Regions from separate parts of the Homo sapiens genome. Here region 1 is linked to region 2. Evidence: chromatin loops called from intact Hi-C (ENCODE). Cell type or tissue: prostate gland. All regions are shown on one strand. Links, peaks and the distances in the headings refer to the core of each region. The heading gives the core; the rest is flanking DNA.

The links. Hi-C counts contacts between places; a loop is a spot of excess contacts. Peaks named below come from ENCODE experiments on the same cell type or tissue, not always from the same donor. Only the 100,000 strongest peaks of a DNase experiment are listed, where the experiment ranks them.
Region 1: a loop joins it to region 2, with 2.9 times the contacts of the local background. A loop is called at or near these places in 2 of 110 quality-filtered maps.

What each region holds. Positions count from the first base shown.
Region 1 is chr9:123,566,947-123,572,326 of GRCh38, forward strand. All of the region lies in intron 12 of DENND1A (DENN domain containing 1A), which reads right to left. It overlaps LOC105376266 (a long non-coding RNA gene), which reads right to left. Exons shown (of 2, transcript XR_930332.3): 1 at 3,289-5,380; 2 at 310-2,649. Among named protein-coding and RNA genes, the nearest start is that of MIR7150, 84 kb to the left of the region's middle. RefSeq lists a silencer at 4,380-4,459. In prostate gland, for the core only: no CTCF peak of the experiment used is centred there; DNase peaks (open chromatin) are centred at 2,305 and 2,615; H3K27ac peaks cover 363 bases.
Region 2 is chr9:123,634,728-123,640,107 of GRCh38, forward strand. All of the region lies in intron 9 of DENND1A (DENN domain containing 1A), which reads right to left. Among named protein-coding and RNA genes, the nearest start is that of MIR7150, 150 kb to the left of the region's middle. In prostate gland, for the core only: no CTCF peak of the experiment used is centred there; no DNase peak of the experiment used is centred there.

The DNA.
Region 1 (5,380 bases), core at 287-5,286, 68 kb before region 2:
ACACACACAATTAATGTAGCTAGAAAATCCTACCCAAGCTACAGGAGACTACAAGATCTGAGCTCAAAGTAAATGTGTATTTATATTATTAGGTGGTCATTCCATAAAAAGATTGCTTCTAACCAAATATGTGCATGCATGTATGCATACACATACACACACATATATTTATCCGGGGAGTGTTTTCAAAGAAGGGTTTTCCCCCCATACTTCTGGCAGTTCAGGTTTAAAGGTCAGATTTAAACTATCACCATGTTTCACAATGCAATCTGTGCAGTGCCGCGTAATGAAATGGTTCAGTAAAGGTGCTCATGGAAATTCTTTTAATTAGGTCTAAGGCTTTTCAGTTGTCAACATGAATAAACCAAGAAGCATTCTCTTGCAAACACAACACACAAAATTAAAGTGTAAGTTACCTTTGAAAAAACTGATATGCACTTGCAAAAGGAAACTTATATGTTTTTTACAACACAACATCCACCAATTTTTTTTTAAAAAAGTGGACCAATATCTTTCAAGAACAAAATGGACTGCAAACCAAAAATAAAAGGATTGCTCTATTTCTAATGAACCAGAACATTAATGCCTTTTCTAATGGAAAGTATTTGGAGGAAGACTAAAGTTAATCATAATTAAAAATGTTTATCAAGAGACTAACGACTTTCTTCATGAGCAAAAGCCACCTTTCCATTTAACTATAATTAATTCTACAGATCAGCAGTATCTCAGTCAGACATGTGAATGTCTCACAATGACTCTGGCAAATTGAATGACATATATTAAAAATGAACCAAAATGCACTTCTGCCCTCAGAGCCACTATCTGAGGCCCAAAAGATGAGCATATCACAGCAGGAATGCCACCAAGATGCCTGCTTCCCTAAAGCCGTGTTAACAAACTAAACCATAGAGGTGTAGAAATTTTAACCATCAGTTCACAGCTAGAAATTGAAATTCACAAAACTCTAAGAAAACAGTAGGTTGCTTGGGGCACTTGGGTTGTATTTGCACTGAGCTTTGAGAGAAAAGCAAAACTAAAACTATTCCAGTCACCACCAGGAGTTCAGATTTAGATGAGTACAAAGGTGTTCACAAATGCCAACCAAACTTCAGACCTGACATGGAATGAGACAACTCAGATGGAGCAATGGCAGCATGTCATAAACATGCATAATAAATCAATGTCTTGATTGATCAATGGATGAATATATTCTAGTGACCTCTAGGCATGAGGGGACCACACTTTACAGTACATGGATTTACTCTGGGCTCAGCCCGACCTGAGTTCAAATTCTGGCTCTCCTCCTGGCAATTATCTGGATGCCTCTAGGCAAGTTACTTGGCCCCTTTTCTTCATCTATAAAAAGGGGATAAAGTACCCTCCCCTTCTTTTTTTTGCAGGATTCTTATGTAGATTAAATGTCAAGATTTTCAAATCCCCTAGCACAGTGCCTGGCACACTGTAGGGGCCTAATCGATGGTGACTATTCTTCTGCGCTAGCTCAACTCCAAAGCCAAAACTACCCAAGCCTTTATTTTAGCATCGAAAAGAATCATGGGTTCACAATGAACATATTCTAGGGCATCAATTACTGAAATGTCACTCATTATGCTGAGCCTAGTGGATTTACTTAGTGACCCAAACTTGGTGTGTATTTGGGAGTTAATGAAGAGCTTGGTGTTTACAAAGATAAAAGTGGGGTTTGTCTCAGCCACAATCCTGGGCTGAATGGATACAGATTTCCCTGCTTAGGGATGTGGCCAGGCCGGATTCATGGTGGATCACATGGATACATCCACACAGAGCGAGATATCTCCCAAGGGGATCCGGGCATCTCCACCTCCTCAGGGGAGGAAAAAAAAACAAAACAGGAAGGGGGGTGGGAAGTGTGTATAATAGATGTGTTTCACAGTGTCCCCGCTGTGATGAACAACTTGATCCACTTACAGTTCCAAACACATGATGCATAAAAGAGCTGACAGAAATTCAATTCTTGCAAAGAAAAGCATCTGCTCTCTAGTGGGAACGGCCAAATATTAAGCAGTTTTAAGGCAGGGCAAAGACCTAGAGGAGCACACTTCATTATCTAGATAGCTAGAGTAAAGAAATGCAGAGGATTACAAACGAACGAAAAAGTAGCCAAGATTCCAAGCATTAATTACCCGGGGTAAAATGATTCAAGTTAAATCTTTGTTACGACAAATATTAAACCCAGCTGTGTTTATGTAGCAGTTGTGAAAAAGAAGAAAAAAAGAAATCCGTGTACAATATCTGTGAGCTCTGCCAGTTAATTGAATTCGCTGGCAGCACTTCCTCCACCACGAGCCAAACATCCTCAAAGATAAAATGTAGCTTTTAAACAGACCTGGGAAAAACAGAATCAAGAAATTTCAACCAATAAAACACAACTCTTTACTGGTATGAAAGTAAAGTAAAATTCAGTAATGAAAGGAAGGAAGTCTCTTAAACATTTACTGCATTCCAAAGCTTGGAATTGTGGTTTATTGCTGAGGTCTCTTCTGATGTCCCACAGTGCTCCTGCTCCAGCATCTTTAATGAAGTCCCATAAACTCCCATAAAATCCTCGATCGTTGACAAATCATACACACACGCTTAGGGCAAGGCTCACTGGATCACGATGCTCTCTTCCTGAATGAATGAAATTTACAAGTCACAGCATGGACAGTGTCGCCAAGTGGCCCAAGACAGAACAGGGATGGACAAACAACTCCTGAAAAGCACAAGGGATGAATGACTGGATGCTGGTCACAGGTGCTACTAAGAATTCTCTCTAGCACACTGTCCCCTGACCCCAAGTCCAATATCAGTAGACGTGGGGTGGGGGAAAGCTTTGGTCAGATTCTAGCAACCAGCAAAGCAGCAAGAGGTGGGATCCAACACTCGACCCTTAGTCTGGGACTCCTGGTAGCATGAATTTTATCACATCATTCCCTGGCTTAATCACCTTAGTAGATGCCCCACTGCCCCAAACTTGAAGTCCAAACTTGTTTTTGTGACCATTCCCAATCTGGTCCCTCCTGTCTATTTGGGTCTCATCTTTTGTCCCTCCCAACCACACACCCTATGTTCTAGCCGTAATAAACTGTTAATTCCTGGTTCACACCTCCAACCTCCATGCATTCAGTTCTCATCCCCCAGTGTGCTCATCGCTCCTTTCCAGGAAGGATGACTGTTTCTCAAGTGTTTCCATGTCCCCATGGCTCAATACACTGAGCATACACCCAAAAAACTTTGGCTAAATGAATAATGAACAAATAATCTCCATACCTGAAGTGGCTATAGATCTGCCCATCTGGAAGACTCTGAACTAGAAACATCCAGAGTCTCCTGTGTATGGAAGCAAAGCTGTCAGTAAAAAGTATAAATGGGTAGAAGAGCAATGGCAAGAGATGAGGTAGGAGAGATGGGCAGAAAGTGGATTACAAAGGCCCATATTATGGAGCCTGAATTTCACCAAGAGAAAAATGAGGCACCACTAAAGGTTTTCAGTTGGGGAGTGGTCTCCATGCTCTGTAATACACCTTTGTTTATAGCCTGGAGGATGGATGGGGACTGGAGAAGTGGGGGCAAGACTGGCAGTCCAGCCTGCATTAGCTTTTCTACTAACCAGCCTGGGACCTCACTGAGAATAAAGGTTATGTCTTAATCACCTCCATACTCATTATACCCAATATAAAGCCTAGCACATAGTAGGTGCTCAGGAAATGCCTGCTGAATGAATAAACACTCTATCAGAAAATACTAACAAAAATGCATTAACAGGGTAGAAGTATCAAGTCCATAAAAAGGCCTAGTCCCTCGCTTCTGGAATCAAATGCATTGTTGACTCACAGGGAAAGATCACACACCAGTTCCTACAAGCCCTGTAGAATATCTCGAGAGTCTGAGGGTTCTGGGCCTTTAAAGAAATATGGCGTGGAGAAGGCCAGGGCTTGAGATAAACATGAAGTCTGTAAACACGCCTTTAGATCTAAAAGAAGGAGTATTCTTGCCATATTTTTCCTCCAAAATCCATAGCTAGGGAACAATGCAATATTGTCAGTGAAAACACTACTTTGGCAACTTTCATGGAACATAGCAAGGTATAAGGCATTAACCTTGCCAACCTCATTTTTTTTTTTAGGGTAAAACAAAGCTAACTCAGACAAGATTATACATTTGAGACTAAATTGTCTAGGCATCTAGCACAAAGCCGAGCCATCCTGCCTCCAAAGTAACCCTTTGCTCATGTACATAAATCATCTAAAAATCAGCAGAGTTGTTCTGAAAGCTACTTAATATTGGAACTCCACCTTTAAAATTAATTTCCAAGGCTGCTACTTTTAAAAATTAACTAAGTCATAACTGATATATAATAGAATGCATACACTTAAAAAGCACAGTCCAGTGAGTTTTGACCAATGTCTACACGTGTGTAACCACCTCCACAATCAAGAAACAGAACAGTTCCTTCACCACAGAAGGTTGGTTGGTGCCCCTTGGCAGTCAGGCCCTGCCTCCTCCATCCCAGCCCAAGGCAACCACTGATCTGCTTTCAGCCACTATAGACTAGCTTTCTCTCTTCTATTTTTACATACATGAAATCCTACAGTGCTGTGTGTCTGGTTTCTTTTGCTCAGTGTGAATTAAGATTCATTCATGTTGCTTGGTGTATCAAACGTTTGTTACTACAGAATACTGAGTAAATACATAAACATAAGGGATATAATACATTGTTTATTTATCCATCTACCATTTGATAGACATTTCGGTTACTTTCAGTTATTGTTCTCTATGAATACAGCTGCCATAAACATTCATGTACAAGCCTGTTTGGATATAGTTTCATTTCTCTTGGGTGAATAGCCAGGTGTGGGATTGTTGGGTTGTATGGTAGGCGTAAGTTTAACTTCATGAGATATTGACAAACTGTTTTCCAAAGTGGTTGTACCGTATTGTACTCCCATCAGCCGTGATGAAAGCTCCACATAAATGCTTCCACATCTTTGACAATACTTGGTGTTGCCAGTGTTTAAATAATTTTAAAGTCAGGTTTATTGAGGTATGATTTACATACCTTAAGATTCACCATCTTTAGTGAATAGTTCTAAGAATTTTGAAAGATACATGCAGTCATATATCTATCACCACAATCAAGATACAGACGGTCCATCATCCCCCAAATTTCCCTTGTTCCACTTTTAGTCCTGGCAACCACTCAGCTGTTTCTAGCTTTATAGTTTTGCCTGTTCCAGAATACAAAATAAATGGATTCTGTCACTTCTAATGTATTTGAGATTCATCCATTTTGTGGAATAGATCAGTAGTTAGTTTCTTCTTCTTGATTGTGGAGTAGCCTTCTATTTTATGGGTATACCAC
Region 2 (5,380 bases), core at 286-5,285:
ATTAGTCACAATGAATATTCATCAGAAGCCAATTATCAATCTCATTTAATGACACCCCAAAAGATTTTGCCCTGAAGCAGCTGAATAGCCTAAGACTCCAGACAAAACTAGACAAATTATACAGCCAACAGCCAGTCTAGCCAGGACACAGACTGTACAGTAAACCACTGGTGGATTTTTGGATGCACTTTAGCAAATTCTGTCCTCAATTAAAGGTGCACAAGGTCATTTATATCTCAGAGCTTTCTCTATGGCTCCATTAGTTTTCTCTGAGGCAAAGGGAGACGAGGAGAAGGCAGTGGGAGTAGGACATGAACGGAGAGTGATCAATGACGGAGTGGGAAAAATCACAAGGACACATTTTTTTTTTCAGTCATTTCTCAGAGATAAAGCCCAGATTGTCACAATCTTAGATACCAATGCCTCCGCTGAATCCTAATAGCAGCTCTGCAACTTGACGTGAAATAAAAATAAGAATGCCCCCTCCAAAGACAAAACCACAATATGTGTAGGTACCATGTTGGGGTTTAGACCCTTGCAAAGTATTGTTTTAAAGGAAAGAGTGCGTGTGTGTTGATACACATATACACTCATCACCACATTTCACAGATTAGGAAACAGTTTCAGAGGTGAAATAACTTGCCCAAGGCCACATCGACAGTAAGTGACAGAACTGGGACTCACATCCAGGTCTGTCAGAATATAATGGCCACTGTGTTTCCACAATGCATAATAAACTCAAAAAGTATTCGAGTGTATACCCTGTGCCTTCCACAGTGTGGAGGACTCTGAAATAGATGAGGTAACAATACCTGCTGACATTGTTAAATGACACAGATATGCATTTGCCTTGCTGCTAGATGTCCAAATGTCTCGGACAAAATACCAATGACAGAAAATAATCATTTTTAAAACAAACACAGATCTGATCATTTCCTGGGGATTAGTTACATTTAACTAAGGTGTTGTAGTGTCTTTAACCCACAGGAAATTCTAGACAATGAAGTAATTATTATTAGTCAAAGAGAAAGGTTTACATTCCTTTTTGAGTACATACATCTGACAGGCTGGCTTGAAAGTGTTGGAAAGTCTTGCTTTTTGTCGTGTTCCCTTTCACATACTTGCTCCGAGTCTTCTGCTAACTTTTTGACCTGGGCAAGCCACTTCCTTTCCTAGGTCTCAATTTGTCCTGTATGTAAAATAAGAGACTAGGCTACAAGATTTCTGTGTTCCTTTCCAGCTTTGACAACTCACAATTCTAGAGGAATTGCTATCCTTTGAAGTGAAGAAGGCTCCTCCTCTACCCCAGTTTACCTTCTTCACCTGTACTAAGCCGAAGCAAATCAGGGTCTGTCTTTAAGCTGGTCTTGCTTTCTCAGCTCTGCAGCTCCAGGGCCCAGCTGGAATTCATGAGCTATGTAGGAACCACCACTTTTAGGTCACCCCATCTCCATCACCTGACCAGGGCACAGCTGTCTTCCTTACTTGGCCCCTGATACTCTGAAGAACTCAGATGTAGATGACCCCAGGTGACCAGGAACACGACGGCTATGGATTTGAGCTGTTCAAGGACCAAGACCACATCTGATTCCTCTTTTTTTTTTTTTGAGATGGAGTCTCGCTCTGTCACCCAGACTGGAGTGCAGTGGTGGGACCTCGGCTCACTGCAACCTCTGCCTCCCACGTTCAAGTGATTCTCCTGCCTCAGCCTCCTGAGTAGCTGGGATTACAGGCACCTGCTACCACGCCCAATTAATGTTTGTATTTTTAGCAAAGACAGGGTTTCGCCAAATTGGCCAGGCTGGTCTCGAACTCCCGAGCTCAGGTGATCCGCCCTCCTCGGCCTCCCAAATATTCCTCTTCTTACCTCCTACTATGTTTGACACAGAGTCGGTGCTGAGTAAATGTTTGGGGAATGGAGAATGCCTCCAGATTCACACCATGAGGAAGAATAGGCAAGATTACCAGACTTTTTTTTTTTTTTTTTTTTGAGACAGAGTTTCACTCTTGTTGCCCAGGCTGGAGTGCAATGGCGCAATCTCAGCTCACCACAACCTCTGCCTGCCAGGTTCAACTCTCCTGCCTCAGCCTCCCGAGTCGCTGGGATTACAGGCATGCGCCACCATGCCCAGCTAATTTTGTATTTTTAATAGAGATGGGGTTTCTCCATGTTGGTCAGGCTGGTCTCGAACTCCTGACCTCATGTGATCCGCCCGCCTCCAAAAGTGCCTGGATTATAGGCGTGAGCCACCGCGCCCGGCCCCAGACATTTAACAAATTGCAATTGCCTAATAGATCACAACTAGAGGCTGTACAGTTTTGAAAAAGTATTAAGATTCCAAGCTCTAAAAGCTGGCAGAGGAAGACAATCAGATGGTCACAGTCATTCTTTCCATCCTAGAATTCAGAATGTTAAATAATCAAACCAACACCTGCTTCACAGGGTTAGAGGCATTTGGATTTCCCCTCTGAACATAAACGCAAAGAAATGAATAAAATGATAAATACAGAAAGGATACCAGATTACTGACTTTAAAGGGAGGTCATTCTTAAGTTTGTTCATTTTGACCAGGGATCATCTTATTTAGAGCAGCTGTAGAAAATGCTGTGTGTCTTGGGAAGTTGTTCCCTTTCTCAGTTTGAGAACTTGATTCTTTTATTTAATTATAAACCATCTTCGTAGTATCATGGTGCCATGATTCAAACACTGCTGTGGTTTTTGTTTTGATTATAATTTATTCTTAAATGACAAATCCTCTCTAAAATCATCAAAACGTTTTAAGCAAAATCTGCAGGGACTCTGTGAAGTCAACCTATTTCAACCCTTCCATGGCTGTGAGAAAAACCTTTAATTATAAAGGGTTCAGCTATGTTCAAATTGTAGTTACTGTATTTAGTGGGGGATGAATAGGCTTTCAAGAAACTATCAAAGATACTCTAGCAGAAAGGCAACTTAGAACATCTCAGAAATCAAAGAACCTTCAGCTACTCTAGACAGATGCCGGACATGTGAGTAGAAGGAAAGAGCAAACAGTGTCTTGCTTTTCTTAGCAGCTGAAATGCAGGGCTGCTTTTCAGGGGGTAATGGCAACAATCGTTCTTCCAGTAGTTTCATTTTCAGCTGGGTGGAACTCATCTTACTTTTTTCCTTCTCCATTATCTTTTGGGAAAGGGAAGGAATAAACACACACACACACACACACACGCACACACACACACACACGCGCACACACACACACACACACACCAAAAAAACCACCCAACAAGGAGTGAAGGAAAGCGTCTTCCCCCAACAGCAATATCACCTAGTCAGGAGGAAGCTTACACAGGCAATCAACCGCCTGCTTAATCACTTCTCTCCATTTTTTTTTAAAGCTATCTACTAGAGTAATTAGAGTAAGTTATTAACCGGGGCAACAAGCTTTCATGCCAAGATTTGACACTTTAAAACATCAAAGCAACTAAAACTGCCAGAGAAAAGCTTTAGCTACCAAAGCAGAAGCAGAAAACCATGGTGTGGTAAACCACACTGTAAATAAGCCCACAGCACCATGAGTGAGGAAAGAGCTTTCTTTCCTCTTTAAGATGAAAAAGAAAAAGGCAGGGTTACATGGGGGACTGATAACAATGTATTCAATACAGGGACAGCCAATGTGCCACCACTCCTCCAAGCCATATCTGTGACAGACATTACTAACTGATCACAGAGTCGGGATGTGGCCCACAATCCTTCCTCACATGCACTTTTGTTGTTGTTGTTATACAGAATCTCGTTCTGCCACCCAGGCTGGCGTTGCAGTGGTGCAATCTTGGCTCACTGCAACCTCTGCCTCCTGGGTTCAAGTGATTCTCCTGCCTCAGCCTCCCGAGTAGCTGGGTGAATGCCACCACGCCCAGCTAATTTTTGTGTTTTTAGTAGAGACGGAGTTTCACCATGTTGGCCAGGCTGGTCTCGATCTCCTGACCTCACACTTGAGGTCACCTCAGCCTCCCACAGTGCTGAGATTACAGGTGTGAGCTACCATGCCCAGCCTCACATGCACCTTTGATCAATGGATCAAAGTGGGCACTCAAGAAGAAATCGATTTGCCACCTCAAATCTAGTCTAAGTGGATATTTCTATTTCTTTGACAATATAAATCATAATTTATGTTTAGCTAATGGATCTATACTATTGCTTTAATAAAGAATCATACTTTTAAAAAGAAAGCATAACTGAACATGGAATCGTGAGTACCTATCTGTCAGGTACCCACACATGAAGAAACTAAGGAACCTTCAGGTGGTGAGTTACTAAATTTGCATGAGTAGTAAAAAAAAAAAAAAAAAAAAAAAAAAAGAAAGAAAGAAAAAAAAAGAAAAAGAAAAAGAAAAAGGACTGTTCCCTGTAGTTTTCTTTGGCAAATTTAACCTTAGAAAGTGACTGTAGGCCGCAGGTGGTAGCTCATGCCTGTAATACCAGCACTTACGGAGGCCAAGGCAGGCGGATCACTTCAGGTCAGGAGTTCGAGACCAGCCTGGCCAACAGAGTGAAACCTTTTCTCTACCAAAAAATACAAAAATTAGCTGGGTGTGGTGACAGGCGCCTGTAGTCCCAGCTACTTGGGAGGCTGAGGCACGAGTATCAGTTGAACCCGAGAGGCAGATGTTGCAGTGAGCAAAGATAACCCCACTATACTCCAGCCTGGGCAACAGAATGAGCCTCCGTATCCCCCCAACCCCCTACCAAAAAAAAAAAAAAAAAAACCTCAGAAGAAAGATTCAAGCTATAAAACAGCCACACTCACGCCTGTAATCCCCAGCACTTTGGGAGGCTGAGGTGGGCAGATCACCTGAGGTTGGGAGTTCAAGACTAGCCTGACCAACATGGAAAAACCCCGTCTCTACTAAAAATACAAAATTAGCCAGGCATGGTGCCACATGCCTGTAATCTCGGCTACTCGGGAGGCTGAGGCAGAAGAATCACTTGAACCCGGGAGGTAGAGGTTGTGGTGAGCCAAGATCTCGCCACTGCACTCTAGCCTGGGCAACAAGAACGAAACTCCATCTCAAAAAAAAAAAAAAAAAAAACAAAAACAAAAAACAGCCACCACCATGACCACTGAATTCACATTACTATCTGCCAATCACTGAGAACAGTGCTTCACATATATTTAACTCACTTAATTTTCACAACAGCCCTATAAGGTAGGTAGCATTATTGTCCCCATTTTATAGATGAGGAAACTGAGGCTCCTGGGTGTTGAGGAACCTGTATAAGGTCACAGCTATTGGCAGAACTAGGATATGAACCTAGGGAAGTTGAGCTCTGGATTCTGTGCTCTTAGCCCCCATGAAACTGCTTCTGTGCTCTGATCTATATTAATCCCACAATTACTGA